Linked DNA regions of Homo sapiens: region 1 is linked to region 2. Evidence: chromatin contacts called from ENCODE Hi-C or POLR2A ChIA-PET data. All regions are on one chromosome and are shown on one strand. Each heading gives the region's core, a stretch centred on a gene start or an enhancer-like site at or near the end of the contact. The rest is flanking DNA. Distances are from core to core; before and after follow the strand shown.

Region 1 (7,297 bases), core at 2,535-5,034, 140 kb before region 2:
GGTGCTCTCCGAGCTCAACTGGACAGTGGGATCAGGGAGCCTCTCTTTCAGAATGGTCATTAGGATTCAATGATCAGCTCAACTGGTGAGTTCCACCCACTCTCCTAGGGCAGGGGTCCCCAACCCCCGAGCCACAGACTAGTACTAGTTCGTAGCCTGTTAGGAACTGGGCCGCACAGCAGGAGGTGAGTGGTGGGCAAGCGAGAGAAGCTTCGTCTGGATTTACAGTGGCTCCTCATGGCTCGCATTACAGCCTGAGCTCTGCCTCCTATCAGATCAGTGGCAGCATTAGATACTCATAGGAGTGTGAACCCTACTGTGAATTATGCATGCGAGGGATCTAGGTTGCAGCACTCCTTGTGAGAATCTAATGCCTGATGATCTGAAGTGGAGCTGAGGCAGTGATGCTAGCACTGAGGAGCAGATTAACGTTAGCAGAGAGGTTTGACTGCACAGAGACCATAATAAATCAATTGCTTGCAGATTCATATCAAAACCCTGTCAGTGAGTGTCAAGGAGCAATTAAGCTGCATCTGGTGGCAGGCTTTATCGTGGCAAGTGAGTTGATGTACTTCAATTGTACAGCTGCATCTGGTGGCCTTAAAAGTATGTTTGAGGCCGGGCGTGGTATCTCACGCCTATGATCTCAGCACTTTGAGAGGCTGAGGCGGGCAGATCACGAGGTCAGGAGTTCAAGACCAGCCTGACCAACACGGTGAAACCGTCTCTACTAAAAATACAAAAATTAGCTGTGCGTGGTGGTGTGTGCCTGACATCCCAGCTACTCAGGAGGCTGAGGCAGGAGAATTGCTTGAACCTGGGAAGGCAGAGGTTGCAGCACCACTGCACTCCAGCCTAGGCAACAGAATGAGACTCCATCTCAAAAAAAAAAAAAAAAAAAAAAAAAAAAAAAGTATGTTTGAGACAACTTCAAACCTCCTTACATTCTGGATTAAAGTCCAGGCGAATATCCTGAGATTGCCACAAAAGCACAAAAGCCTGCTTCCATTTCCAACATCCTATCTTTGTGAAGCAGGGTTTTCTGCAGTGACAGTGACCAAAATAAGATGAGAGCAGACTGGACATAAGCAACACACTTGGGGTGTCGCTGTCTCCCATCACCCCCAGATGGGACTGTCTAGTTGCTCAGGGCTAGAACAAGCTCAGGGCTCCCACTGATTCCACATTATGGTGAGCTGTAGAACGATTTCATTATATATTACCATGTAGTAATAGAAATAAAGTGCACAATAAACGTAATGTGCTTTCATCATCCCAAAAGCCTCCCCCTGCCTCCATCCGTGGAAAAATTATCTTCCACAAAACCAATCCCTGGTGCCCAAAAGGTTGAAGACCACTGTCCTAGGGGATTGTAGCCTTTCTTGCCTCTTTAAAGTTATTTTCATTTTTTAAGGGTAGTATAATTTAACCTACAAAACACTATGCTAAAAATAACTTTTAAAATAATTTTACTCTATTTTGCTACCATCTGTGATATCCCAGTACAAATATTTCGGCTAAGTGGCGATCACGTTTAGTGAAAAAGTGTGGGGCTTGGGGGAGCCTCAACACAGTCACCTTAGAGAAAACAAATGCTTCAATTTTTGTAACCTGATAGCTATCTCTCTCATACATTCAGAGTTTGAGATTATGAGTTGAAATTACTTGCAAACACAAATGTTAGCTCAGTCTCTCTCTGGGAAGTGCAATTACAGAAACATACTAATATATAAAATGCAAAATACCTTCACCTTTATTTTCAATTAATTTGGAGAAGAGTTAAATTTATTTACCACATATACTAATGGGCAATATGGCTATTTCCAAGAAGTTCCCTGGTATCTGTAAAGCTGACTTCAAGAATTTTTTTTTGTCTGGACATTTAATTTTTAAAGTACTGTTTCCAGGATTTCCACTAGGTGTCAGCCAAGGACCATCATTGAATTAAAAGAACGGAAGGCAGCTGGGAGGCTGTAACTAATGAGTTTCCCACAGCTGTGTTGACATTATTAGACTGGTGATACATTTCTTGATGTTTAAAATTTCCCACTATGCATTCATTTCACAGAAATAATAGAAATACATTTTGAAAACTTTAGGAAAATAAGAAATAATCTCGAGGAAAGATGTGGAAAGTTCACTTTAATGATAATCCTGCTTAAATAGAAAATTATGATTACATTATAGTGAATAAAGTATATTAGACAAGCGTGTTTGAGGCTGGGTGTGGTGGCTTGTGCCTGTAATCCTAGCACTTTGGGAGAGGCTGAGGCAGGTGGATCACTTGAGGCCGGGAGTTCGAGACCAGCCTGGCCAACATGGTGAAACCTCATCTCTACTAAAAATACAAAAATTAGCCAGGTGTGGTGGTGTGCGCCTGTAGTCCCAGCTACTCGGGTGGCTGAGGCACAAGAATACTTGAACCCAGAAGGTGGAGGTGGCAGTGTGCTTTTTCTTGTATGGAGATTGCACCACTGCACTCCAGCCTGGGTGACAGAGTGAGACGCTGTTTCAAAACAAAACAAAACAAAAAAAGGTGTTTTTATTGCCAGTGGGAATAATGTGGTTAGGATGCTCTTTGGAGCCAGATAGACCAATCCAGGCTTGGTCATGTACTAGTTATATAAACTTGGGCAGTTTATTTAATGTCTCTCAGCCTCTGTTTTTATTTTTTCTAGAATGGGAAGAATAAGAACTACCTCATAACATATTTTGGTGAGGGTGAAATAAGAATATAAAGTACTCAGCACAGTGTGTATGCTCAATAAGTTGTAACTGAAAAGATGTTTTTAGATAGAAAGGATCGACAACTTGGGGAGAAAGTACGATGTTATATTGACTATATTAACCATTTGAATACTTAAAGGGAACTTCCTGAGGCACACACGCCTAGCGTGGGAGAAAGACAGGTATGTAAGGGGGTCTCATTTTGTAACTGCCTTTCAGAATCTTGTTAGCAATTTTGATTTTCCCAGCAGACAGGTAAACAATGGGTGGGGCCCATCAAAGATACTCTGCCATTGCTCAGAAGGGCATTCTAAGGCACCAGGCCAGCAACAAAATGACTAATCATAAAGAAAATGCAGTCCCCTCTCTGCATGAGCTCCCTTTCATCTCATAACACCCTGACGAAATGAAAACTCATGCTTAGGTCCAAGTCCACACCTATGCACATTCATTTCCTGAGGACCAAATCATTGCTGGCAGTCCTGAGAACAAGCTTCAAATGCTTGTCAAAATATACAGAGAACAAAACAGACTGTCCCCTTTCTCAGAAATCTCAGCCCTTATTTTCCACCCAGTTCAATTTTCATGATCATCATCCCATTGTCTGCTCCACCTCACTCCTCCCAGCCCCAACTTGGACTGTTTCACCATCCATGTGAATAATCCACCCACCACCCTAGTTCCTTGACCACTTTCTAATGACCTTTTCCTCCACTCCAGAGCAGCAGCACAGAATCAGAGCCACCTCCAGAACCTGATCACACTCAAAACCGTCCCACCTCTAAGGCAGGACTCCAAAAGTCCCTTCTTCAATTACAGATTAGGGTATTTCCTTCTCTCTCACATTAAGTCCTGCTGAACCGGGCTTTATGACAATACTGCAGTCCCTCACCCCACGCCTCTGTCGCCAGCTGGTTTTCCTCTTCACTCAGCCTAATGTCATGCCCAATTACTGCAACTGCGTGCTCACTGGCACCCTCCCCACCCCCGCCCTGGGAACCTTCCCCTACCAGCTCTGCCGGTTCCCAACCTGGAGGAACCCACACACACCACGGTTTTCACCAGTAGTTTCCAAGCTGCTGAGCAGATTTTGAAATGACGTCATCACACTGATTCATGGGGGCCAGCCTCAGTTGGGTCTTTGATGTCTTTCACAGGCTATTCTAGTCATCTCTAGTGACTGGTCCATTTTGTTTTTTTTTTTTTTTGAGACAGAGTCTCACTCTGTCGCCCAGGCCGTAGTGCAGTGGCGTGATCTCGGCTCAATGCAAGCTCCGCCTCCCGGGTTCACGCCATTCTCCTGCCTCAGCCTCCCGCGTAGCTGGGACTACAGGCACCCGCCACCACGCCTAGCTAATTTTTTGTATTTTTAGTAGAGATGGGGTTTCACCGTGTTAGCCAGGATGGTCTTGATCTCCTGACCTCGTGATCTGCCCGCCTCCGCCTCCCAAAGTGCTGGGATTACAGGTGTGAGCCACCGCGCCCGGCCAGCAAGTGTTCTTCTGATCCTTTCCACTTTCCCTCAGACACCCCTGCTCTCTGCTTCACTCACTCAGCAGATGACTTTATTATCTGCACGAGTGAAATCGAACCCTTTGTCTTCCCCCAAGTCCACCTCAAAGTTCCTCTGTCTTTCATCTTTTTCTCCCTTGGTTCAGAGAGATGCTTCCAGCCCTTTCCAAGATGAGCCCCTATTCCTGTGTGTCCCATCCTCTTCCTTCCCACCTCCCCAGGCCCCGTTCCAACAAGAAGTGAGCCACTGTCTCCTCTCCCACCTTCCTCCTCCTTCCCTGCCATCTGCTCATGGACTCGGCATTCGAGCCAGACGAGAAGTCTTGCTTTGCTCTTGCCTTTCTCTCCAAACTATCATTTTTTCTTCCTTTTGTGAACTTTACATATAAAAAAGTCTATACCCATTCCGTTCCTTCTTAATCCCCCTTTTTCTGCAACCCACTGTGATCTCTCCCTTTTCTCTTAGTTGCCAAATATAAAATCTGCTTTTCTGTTTAAATCTCCTTGACCTCGGCAGCCTTTGAGACTGTGTCTCCCCCATCTCTGAGATGTGCTTTTTCCTTGTTAGCGCAGTGCCTTCTCCTCAGACATCCTCCCTGCCTCCTCTGCTACTCTTTCAATCTTTCTTTGGCTGTTCTCCAAATCCCCCCACCCGCTTGCTGATCACTTAGATGTTGGGATTCCCAAGGGTTCATCTTTCCTTTGCACATTTTTGTGGGCCATCTTATTAAACCTTAGGGCTTCAATTACTGCCTCTAGCAAGAGTCTCCTGATCCTTAGCTTCCAAGACCTGAATTTCCACCTGTGGCTGACCCTGCCCAGCAGCACGGGTGCCAGTGAGAGCAGAGGGCTCCTCTCTCTCACTCCCATCTCACAGGTTCCTCTCCCTGCCTGTCTCAGAACTCACAGTACCATGCTCTCCTTCAACCCCTGACTCAGCCTTGACTTTTAGTGGGCAAAATCCTGCCTCCTGCCTCAGTGGCACTTTCTGCATTTGTTCCCTCTGTCGCTGTGGCTCCACGGCAGCACTGCTCAGCTCCTTTCTAGGCCATGGTGGTGGGTTACTATCTTCTCCAGCCTCCAACCTCACTCCTGCCACTTATTTGTCACCTTGTCCCCAAAGTTACACTCTCAGAACACAGGACTGACTGCGCCATCTCCCCTTCCTCCAAAGCCTGCAGTAATTTCCCAGTGTGAACGCGTCCAGATTCCTCAGAGCACATGCTCACAGCCCTCCAGGGGCTCCTGCCCTTCCCGTCCCTGCCCCAGCCCCTGCCTCAGTCCCTGAGAACTCAGCCCTCCCATCCTGGCACCGTCTGTGCGCCCTGAACACAGCGCATACATTCTCTCTTTTTTTTTTTTTTTAATGCAGGTCTCTAGGTCTGGTTTCCTTAATTCCTTTTTTCCCACTTAATAAAAATATTCCTAAGACTGGGCACAGTGGCTCATGCCTGTCATCCCAACACTTTGGAAAGGCTGAGGCAGGCAGATCACTTGAACCCAGGAGTTTGAAACCAGCCTGGGCAAGATGATGAGACTACACCTTTACCAAAAATACAAAAATTAGCTTGGTGTGGTGGCACAAGCCTGTGGTCCCAGCTATTCTGGGAGGCTGAGGTGGTGGGATGTCTTGAGCCCAGGAGGTCAAGGCTGCAGTGAGCCATGTTTGCACCACTGTGCTCCAGCCTGGGCGACAGAGTAAGATCCTGTCTTTAAAAAAAAAAAAACATTCCCTATCCTTTAAGACTGAGGTAAAAGATGTTTTCCTTCCTCTCTCCACTCAACGCAATTGAACACTTTATTCTTCCACAACACCTGGGTTATACTCTGTTATGTCTTCATGGTTGGCAAACGGTTCATGGCTTGGCAGCTGGCTCCCCATCTACAGATTCCTTCTTGGCCGAATCTGTATCTTGTCTCCCGAGCACCCTCATGGGACCCAGCACAGCTTTACACCCATAGGTGCTTCATGCACCTTTGAATAATTCTCATAACTTGATCTTCTTTTAAGCCCCAAAAGGAAAAACACCACCACCTCCACAGAGCCTGCAATTCATGTGAATCTTTTTTTTTTTTTCTTGAGACAGGATCTTGCTCTGTCACCCAGGCTGGAGTGCAATGGCACGATCTCGGCTTACTGCAACCTCCGCCTCCTGGGTTCAAGCGATTCTCCTGCCTCAGCCTCCTGAGTAGCTGGGACTACAGGCACGTGCTACCACACCCAGCTAATTTTTGTATTTGTAGTAGAGATGGGGATTCACCATGTTGGCCAGGCTGGTCTTTAACTCCTGACTTGAGGTGATCTGCCCACCTCAGCCTCCCAAGGTGCTAGTGCCTCCCAAAGTGAGCCACTGTGCCTGGCCCCATGTGAGTCTTTTTGATGTTAATGGCTGGTTTAGCTGAGATGTAGTTCCTATATATTCTATCTCTCAATTTTCTTTCTTTCTTTCCTTCCTTTCTTCCTTTCTTTCTTTCTTTCTTTCTTTTTCTTTCTTTCTTTCCCTCCTTCCTTCCTTCTTTCTTTCTTTCTTTTTTTTGAGACAGGGTCTTGCTGTCTCTACTAAAAATACAAAATTTAGCCAGGTGTGGTGGTGCGCACCTGTAGTCCCAGCTACTCGGGTGGCTGAGGCACAAGAGGTTGCAGTTTGCTTTTTCTTGTGTGGAGATTGCGCCACTGCACTCCAGCCTGGGTGACAGAGTGAGACCCTGTCTGGACCCTGTCACCCAGGCTGGAGTGCAGTGATGCAATCTCAGCTCACTGCAACCTCCGCCTCCCGGACCCAGGTGATCCTCCCACCTCAGTCTCCCAGAGTAACTGGGACTACAGGTGCGTGCCATCATGCCGGGTGCTAACTTTTATATTTTTTGTAGAGATGGGGGTATCACTTTGTTGCCCAGGCTGGTCTCGAACTCCTAGGCTCAAGTGTTCCACCTGCCTTGGCCTCCCAACGTGCTGGGATTACAGGCATGAGCCACATGCCAGCCTCTTTATTATGAAGTTGAACATTTATCCTATCAGGATGCCTTGCTGGGCTTCATTAGTAATTAAATGATCAGA
Region 2 (7,088 bases), core at 1,906-4,405:
CCTGGTCTCTTCATTCATAGCACTGACCACAATTTAAAATAATATACTTGGGGTTTTTTAAACTGTTATCTTTCAGCTCCACTAGACTCTAAGCTTCTTGCAGGTGTCACTACCAATGTAAGCACTGTCTCCTCAGCACTTACTACAGTGCCCGGCATATGGAGTCCTTCCATAAATGTTGGCTCAGAGTGAGCAAGTGATTTCTGACTTGACCAATTCCTCAACAGTCTGGGGCACTGGTTCCTTCTTACCCATAATGGCTCTGTCCTTTCCTCTTTTAAGGAATACTCTAGGACGGAGGAAAAAGAAGCAACATATGGTGTGGATGCAGTGAACAGGGAACACTTCTACACTGCTGGTGGGAATATAAACTAGTACAGCCACTATTGAAAATACTGTGGAGATTCCTTAAAGAACTAAAAGTAGATCTACCATGTGATCCTGCAATCCCACTACCAGGTATTTACCCAGAGGAAAAGAAGTCGTTATTCAAAAAAGATACTTACACAGGCATGTTTATAGCAGAACAATTCACAACTGCGGAACCAACCCAAATTCCCATCAATCAATGAGTGGATAAATAAACTGGTGTGTGTGTGTATATATATATATATATATATATGATGGAATACTATGTAACCATAAAAAGGAGTGAATTAACAGCATTTGCAGTGACCTGGATGAGATTGGAGACTATTATTCTAAGTGATGTAACCCAGGAATGGAAAACCAAACATTGTATGTTCTCACTGGTATGTGGGAACTCAGCTATGAGGACGCAAAGGCATAAGAATGATACAATGGACTTTGGAGACTTGGGGGAAAGAATGGGAGGGGGGGGCAAGGGATAAAAGCCTATAAATATGGTGCAGTATATTCATGGGTGATGGGTACCACTAAAGAACTTACTCATATAACAACAACAACAATAATAAAATAACACAGAAAAAGAAGCAACATAAGCGTTAACATTATGTCATTTCCCTCAGCCAAATGGACTATGTGGGGTCAACAACCAACAGACCCTTTAGCTATCTATGTATGCTCATGTGGCCCAGGGTTTCCCCACTCTTCCCAGGATAAATAGGGAACTCCAAAGTTTTGCTGAATGAGCACAAGAATGCAAAAGCATTTTTTATTACCCTTAGTTCTAGGACTGACATGTTGGTACAACTCCAGGGGGCGCCCATGCTCAGATTTGTGACTGGTACTGGTAGCGCATGCTGCGGCTGTGTAGCGTAGGTGGCTGCCCTGCTCAGGGCTTCGATGTTGTCCTTCTGGGTTAGCCTTCCATCTCTGTGCCTTGTTCTTAGGTTTACTCTTTATTACAAACGCAACGTTTATCTTATACATGGCTTTAAAAATATGAACAAATATGAACAAAATAGAACATATTCCTTATAAAGTCAATGAAATAAAGGTCAGTGGAAGGCTATGAAAAGAAAAACCTGTGTAAGTTGATTTTTTATTAGAAAAAAACCCACAATGTTACTGATTTTTGAAAATTGATTCCTCATTGTTTATTTACTTTGAAAACATAAACATATGTGAAAATACTGTATAATCAATATTTTTCTTCTATCAAAATCCATGGGGCTTATGAAGAAAAATAAACAATTATCTCATTGAGGACCAAGGGTAAAAATTAATAAAGCCACTGTTTTCTTTAAACACAAAAATCCCTTAGTTATCCCAGGAATGGTTTGAAAAGGAAATTAGAAATACATTTTAGGATCAAAATCTGGGTTATGGCAATGTCCACATGAAGAGCATTTTTGGTAAGGACCTGATTGAAGTTTAAGAAATCATTCTTGGCCAGGCATGGTGGCTCACGCCTGTAATCCCAGCACTGTGGGAGGCCGAGGTGGGTGGATCGCCTGAGGTCAGGAGTTCGAGACCAGTCTGGCCAACATAGTGAAACCCTGTCTCTACTAAAAATACAAAAAATTAGCTGGGCGTGGTGGCAGGCGCCTGTAATCCCAGCTACTCGGGAGGCTGAGGCAGGAGAAACGTTTGAACCTGGGAGGTGGAGGTTGCAGTGAGGCATGATCGCGCAACTGCACTCCAGCCTGGGCAACAAGAGCAAAACTCCCATCTCAAAAAAAAAAAAAAAAAAAGAATAATTCTTTACACAGCATAGGATGATGCCGAAAGGACTAAATACACAGTTCCAGTAACTTTGACATCGAGTAAGGTATTAAAAGTAATTTAGGCAAAAATTTAACCCCAAAGAACGTCGCGTTATTTTATCCATTAGCTAAAGGGTTAATTCTCCCCACAGACTGAAGCCTTATGGGTTCAAGCTGATGCAATTATAAGGGAGTTAGACATCAAACTAGGTCAGAGAATGACCTCGGTAGGCAATCAAAAACCATCTCAGAAGCCTCTTCAACCCCCCATCTATCCAGGCAAAAGTCATCTTTTCTCCTCACTCCTACTCATTCTGTACAGCAAAAACACATCCCAGCTATCTACAGTGATGTGTCTTCAAGGCTTTCTCCCCTCTCTATTTGAGGGCTAGATCTAAGTCAGGAGCCTCCTTTTGTCTTTCCTGAACCCACAGTGGGGCTGTGCAAATGTTTGAGTTAAAAAATGAACATCAGTGTTTACAGGGATCTTATTTTAGGCTTTCCTCAGAACTAAGTAGGGGAGAAACAAAGAAAAGCCTGCAAAAAAAGGCCCTAGTTAAACTGTTTAAAAATAAATCCAGATTAACAATGGCATGGAGTCATCACTGCAATAAAATGCAAAGATGACGGCCAGATACTTGAGCTACATTGCTCACAATAATTCAGCTGCCATTTTATTTATATTTAAGGTCAAATAAGACAAATCTTGTTTTGTATTACTTTGTACAAAGCAGGGGGACTAGAGAGAATTTTACATTTCATATCATCAGAAGACTAAAATATTTTTCCAGAAACAAATCAAAATTTAAATAAGTGAAACATGAAATTTTTAACCTTTACCATACTCTGCCCTACAAATAATCAACTTATTTTCAGTGATTACACATAAAGCATTCCGGTTTTAAAGTCCTTTGTGCTAGAGTTTCAGGTCCGGCCTGATTAGGAACACTGCGCCCAGCTGAGTGGAATGTGGAACTCCTACTTGGTCATCGGCCAGCAAGACTCCATGGCAACCACTATGTTTCGACAGATCAAAGGAGAGTTGAGCACTCAGGAATTGTCTCAGACTACCCAATAATAGACACTACATTTAATATGAGTACACTTTCTCAAATGGACCATTAAATTTTATTGTAGAAGAACTCAAAATATCATGTACAAAAATTCCAGAAACTTACAAAGGGAACTGTTGGCTCTCCAAGAAAACCATCATTCCTTTTTTTGGAACTGGACTACAGGGAGTTGAAAAATCTTTGAGGGAGCCATAAAGAATCCAATCACTTTTTACTTTGTTTAGATGGTGTTCTAGCTGTTGAAGGCTCCCATGATAATTTTGTGTTCTGTTTTTAGCAGAAGTTACAGGTAGGGCAGCCAATGCTTTATGTCTGCTTTTGGCAAGCACAAGCAACAGTGAGTTTCTCACTTCAGGCTATGTGTGGGCACATGAAACCTTCACTAATTCAAAGAAAGCTTTCACAGCCAACAGCAACCAGTTTAGAAAAACAGCAATGAGACTTTCGGCATCAATCTTCACTTTCATATTCCTGGAAAGACCTATTGCACGTATTTTAGCCGCCCTTGTATACAAGATAATCTTCAAACCTTCTGCTCTGAATTCTTTTTTATACACACATCTTACAAAAAGACAAGAGGCCTTGAACATTTTAATACCTGCTGATGGGCTGGAAAAGCTTTTAAAGGAATAAGTAGCACTCTACCACAAGAAGACAGTATTTTTACTTGTGACTGCTGATGGATTCACTATCCCTTGTAGTTCTAAAGGAGAGTCACCTCTACTTTTCACAGTTTCATTTATTTGCAGACTTCTGAATTCAGCTTTTCTAAAAGTTCTCTAGCAGCATAGAGGGTGTGTGAGGAAAACCGGGTAATATTATTTCCTAGGCAATTTTAATGCAAATTCAATGCAGGAAAATATTCCTGCTTGAATTAATAAAACATTGTTTAGCCAAATCTGTTGCAAATAGGAAAAAGTAGACTGCTATAAATAAAAGTAATAAACCACAGGAGGCTGTCCTTGGATTCTGTACTTCAGACTACTATTTTCCAAGATACCTTATGATCCTAAATTGTAACAAACAGAAGTATGTTCTGCCTTGAACCCCATTTTAGTGTCATATTAAGACAACATAATGCTGTTTAGTACATATATGTTGAAAACACAAGACTTGGCTGAACAGATAATAGAAACAGCCTTTTCAGAGTCAATCCTTAGTCAAAGGCTAAGTATTCACAAAATCATATGTAGAAACTCTTTTTAAAAAAATTATGTCCGCAGCAATATAATATTTAAAAAGACTGGTGAGCAAACATTTTAGGGATGCTAAAAACTTGAAATATTAGTAGTTAGCTAACTAAAGGTGATGCAGACCCAACCCTAATATATGTTTAGACAGGCCCAGTTTTCATGCTATATGATTTAAATAGCTTGGCATCCCTAAGCATTGTACACACACACACAAACACACACACACCCCCTTTTGGAGAAAATTTAAAAATCTTATCAGGCTGGGCGCAGTGGCTCACGCCTGTAATCCCAGCACTTTGGGAGGCCGAGTTGGGTGGATCACGAGGTCAGGAGATCGAGACCATCCTGGCTAACGCGGTGAAACTCCATATACTAAAATATAAAAAAATTAGCCGGGTGTGGTGGTGGGCACCTGTAGTCCCAGCTACTTGGGAGGCTGAGGCAGGAGAATGGTGTGAACCCGGGAGGCGGAGATTGCAGTGAGCCGAGATTGCGCCACTGCACTCCAGCCTGGGCGACAGAGTGAGACTCCATCTCAAAAAAAAAAAAAAAATTATCAATGCAGCTGGTATGATGGCAACTGTATGAAGCTAGAAGGCAAGATATCTTGATTCCAGCTCAGTCTCTGACATGAACTTGCTGTGCACGTTTGATGGTATTGCCAGCTCTCTCCAGACTGCAATTTTCTCATCAATAACATGAGATACTTAGGAGTAGGTCTTTTCTGTGTCTGCAATGAACACCTAGGTACTGCAGAGGTGAGCAAAGGGAGTGGTAGAGACACTGGGCTCATTGGTTATCTGATCCTGCCCCAAGCAGAGAAGATGGAGCAAGCTGGCAAACAGACGCAAGTTAGCAATGAACGGACCAACACAGCCGAAGCAGAGGGAGTGTGGGATGGGGAAGTGACAGGAGCTGCAGCTGGTCAGACCATGGAAACCCTTGAGGGTGGGAGACAGTGTTATCCTGTGGCGAACTCAGTGTAATGAGAGGAAGGCCAAGTTTATGCTTGTTCCTAAACTCTCTTCCCTGGGCGCCATTCCAACCTGAATGCATCAGTTGACTTCAGACAACCACAACTCCATTGGATTGCAGAAAGTGGAACATCTGACCCTTTTAATACATTTTGTCCAGGAAGCTGCATTATATTTATAGAACTTGACTCTTTTCATCCAGAGTACTGCCAGGGTAGAGGAAGGACTCAGAAGAAACCACATATTTCTGTTGCTATGCTTTTGTTTTTTAACAGGAAATTGTTGTCTAAACGAGAGCATTTCCAACGTGGAAAGACATGAGGGGGACATCAGACCACCTACAGGATAACCATTACACAGGAGAGATGGAGGCAAGGCCCCACCCCATCATGGGCAGATGGCTCAGTGAGGCCAAGTTTATACATTATGGATTCCTTTAGCCTTAACTGTGCCTTCCCCTTATGACTGAGCTCCTGTGGGCTTCCCATGCTACCCCAACCAACTCCCCTGGTTGGCCAAATCATAGGGAATAAAGGGACAAATGCCAGAAGCAGCTGGGAATTTTACCACTGATTCTATAGTTGACAGAAACCAGAGCATTTCCCCAAGAACCTGTGCTGATGCAGTAAAGAAACTGAAAAAAAAAAAGTCCCCCTGCTCAGCCTTCATATTAATATTTTTATTTTTATTTTTATTTTTATTTTTATTTTTTGAGATGGAGTCTTGCTCTGTTGCCCAGGCTAGAGTGCAGTGGTACGATCTTGGATCACTGCAACCTCCGCCTCCTGGGTTCAAGCGATTCTCCTGCCTCAGCCTACTGAGTAGCTGGGACTACAGGCACGTGCCACCATGCCCAGCTAATTTTTTGTATTTTTTGTAGAGACAGGGTTTCACCGTGTTAGCCAGGCTGGTCTTGAACTCCTGACCTCGTGATCTACCTGCCTCGGCCTCCCAAAGTGTTGGGATTACAGGCGTGAGCCACGACATTCATTATTAAATCAAATCATTACTGCCTTGATACAGGCAGGAAGAAAAGTTCTATTTTTTCTATTATATTAGCTTTCTCTTCTAATGACGTAGTGTTTTGGGGAAGAGTGGGTGACAATAGAGGCAAGAAGAGCGATAATTTATTTAAGTAACTTGCAACCTGCAAACAGATTGTGTTCTAAATCATTCTGAGCCCAGACTTCAAGTCTGGAACCCAGTTTCTCACAGATCATGCATAAGGATAAATGTGTTCCCAGATCACCTATATTGGTCTATTTAACTCGGGCACTAAATACCCCAAGGAGCCTGTTCTCCCGGTTGCAACCTATCTCTACCCAGCTGTCCTCGCCAGCAGCTTGGAAGCCATTCTCAGCAGCCCAATTATTGGCCTTATTGTCATCTGGCTCTGTTCCCACAGCCTATGTCTAAATCCTAAAGACAAAGGAATGGAAAGCAGAAAGTAACAGAGTAATCTGATAGAGTAACTGTCACTTAAAACTCCCCGAGATAGAAGCATCTCCCCCAATTCTGCGATGAATGTGGTATGATTCTTGCACGTATCCCAAAGAACAAAGCCCCAGTTGGCCCAGGGCGGGCTCTTGTGCTTGAGTGATTCTAGATGGCGGTGTCAGCTGAACTGCCAGCACCTTCCAGTCAAGGAGATTCAGCGACCTGGACCAGAGAAGAAGACACCACCACAGCCCTTCACAACACGAGACACCCCCACCACAG

The links. A loop is a pair of places that touch in the nucleus more often than their neighbours do. ChIA-PET counts read pairs that join two places held with the same protein, here RNA polymerase II (POLR2A). Pooled maps may share reads with other maps.
Region 1: a loop to region 2 is called in a map of mammary epithelial cell, with 4 times the contacts of the local background. The contact joins two enhancer-like sites. A Hi-C loop is called at or near these places in 5 of 168 maps with a recorded cell type or tissue (Calu3, MCF 10A, PC-9 and 2 more) and 9 of 50 pooled maps. POLR2A ChIA-PET finds 5 or more read pairs at or near these places in 4 of 52 experiments (A673, Panc1, activated CD4-positive, alpha-beta T cell and 1 more).

Annotation. Positions count from the first base shown.
Region 1 is chr6:150,809,943-150,817,239 of GRCh38, reverse strand. The region is part of intron 11 of PLEKHG1 (pleckstrin homology and RhoGEF domain containing G1); the gene reads right to left. Among named protein-coding and RNA genes, the nearest start is that of MTHFD1L, 52 kb to the left of the region's middle. RefSeq lists enhancers at 3,391-3,540, 3,781-3,880. Within about 2 kb of position 3,784, at least 11 of the 41 ENCODE cell types and tissues checked have a DNase peak (open chromatin) inside an H3K27ac peak, as active enhancers do; they include mammary epithelial cell, where a contact is called at or near this core.
Region 2 is chr6:150,664,623-150,671,710 of GRCh38, reverse strand. The region is part of intron 2 of PLEKHG1 (pleckstrin homology and RhoGEF domain containing G1); the gene reads right to left. Among named protein-coding and RNA genes, the nearest start is that of PLEKHG1, 68 kb to the right of the region's middle. Within about 2 kb of position 3,155, at least 16 of the 41 ENCODE cell types and tissues checked have a DNase peak (open chromatin) inside an H3K27ac peak, as active enhancers do; they include mammary epithelial cell, where a contact is called at or near this core.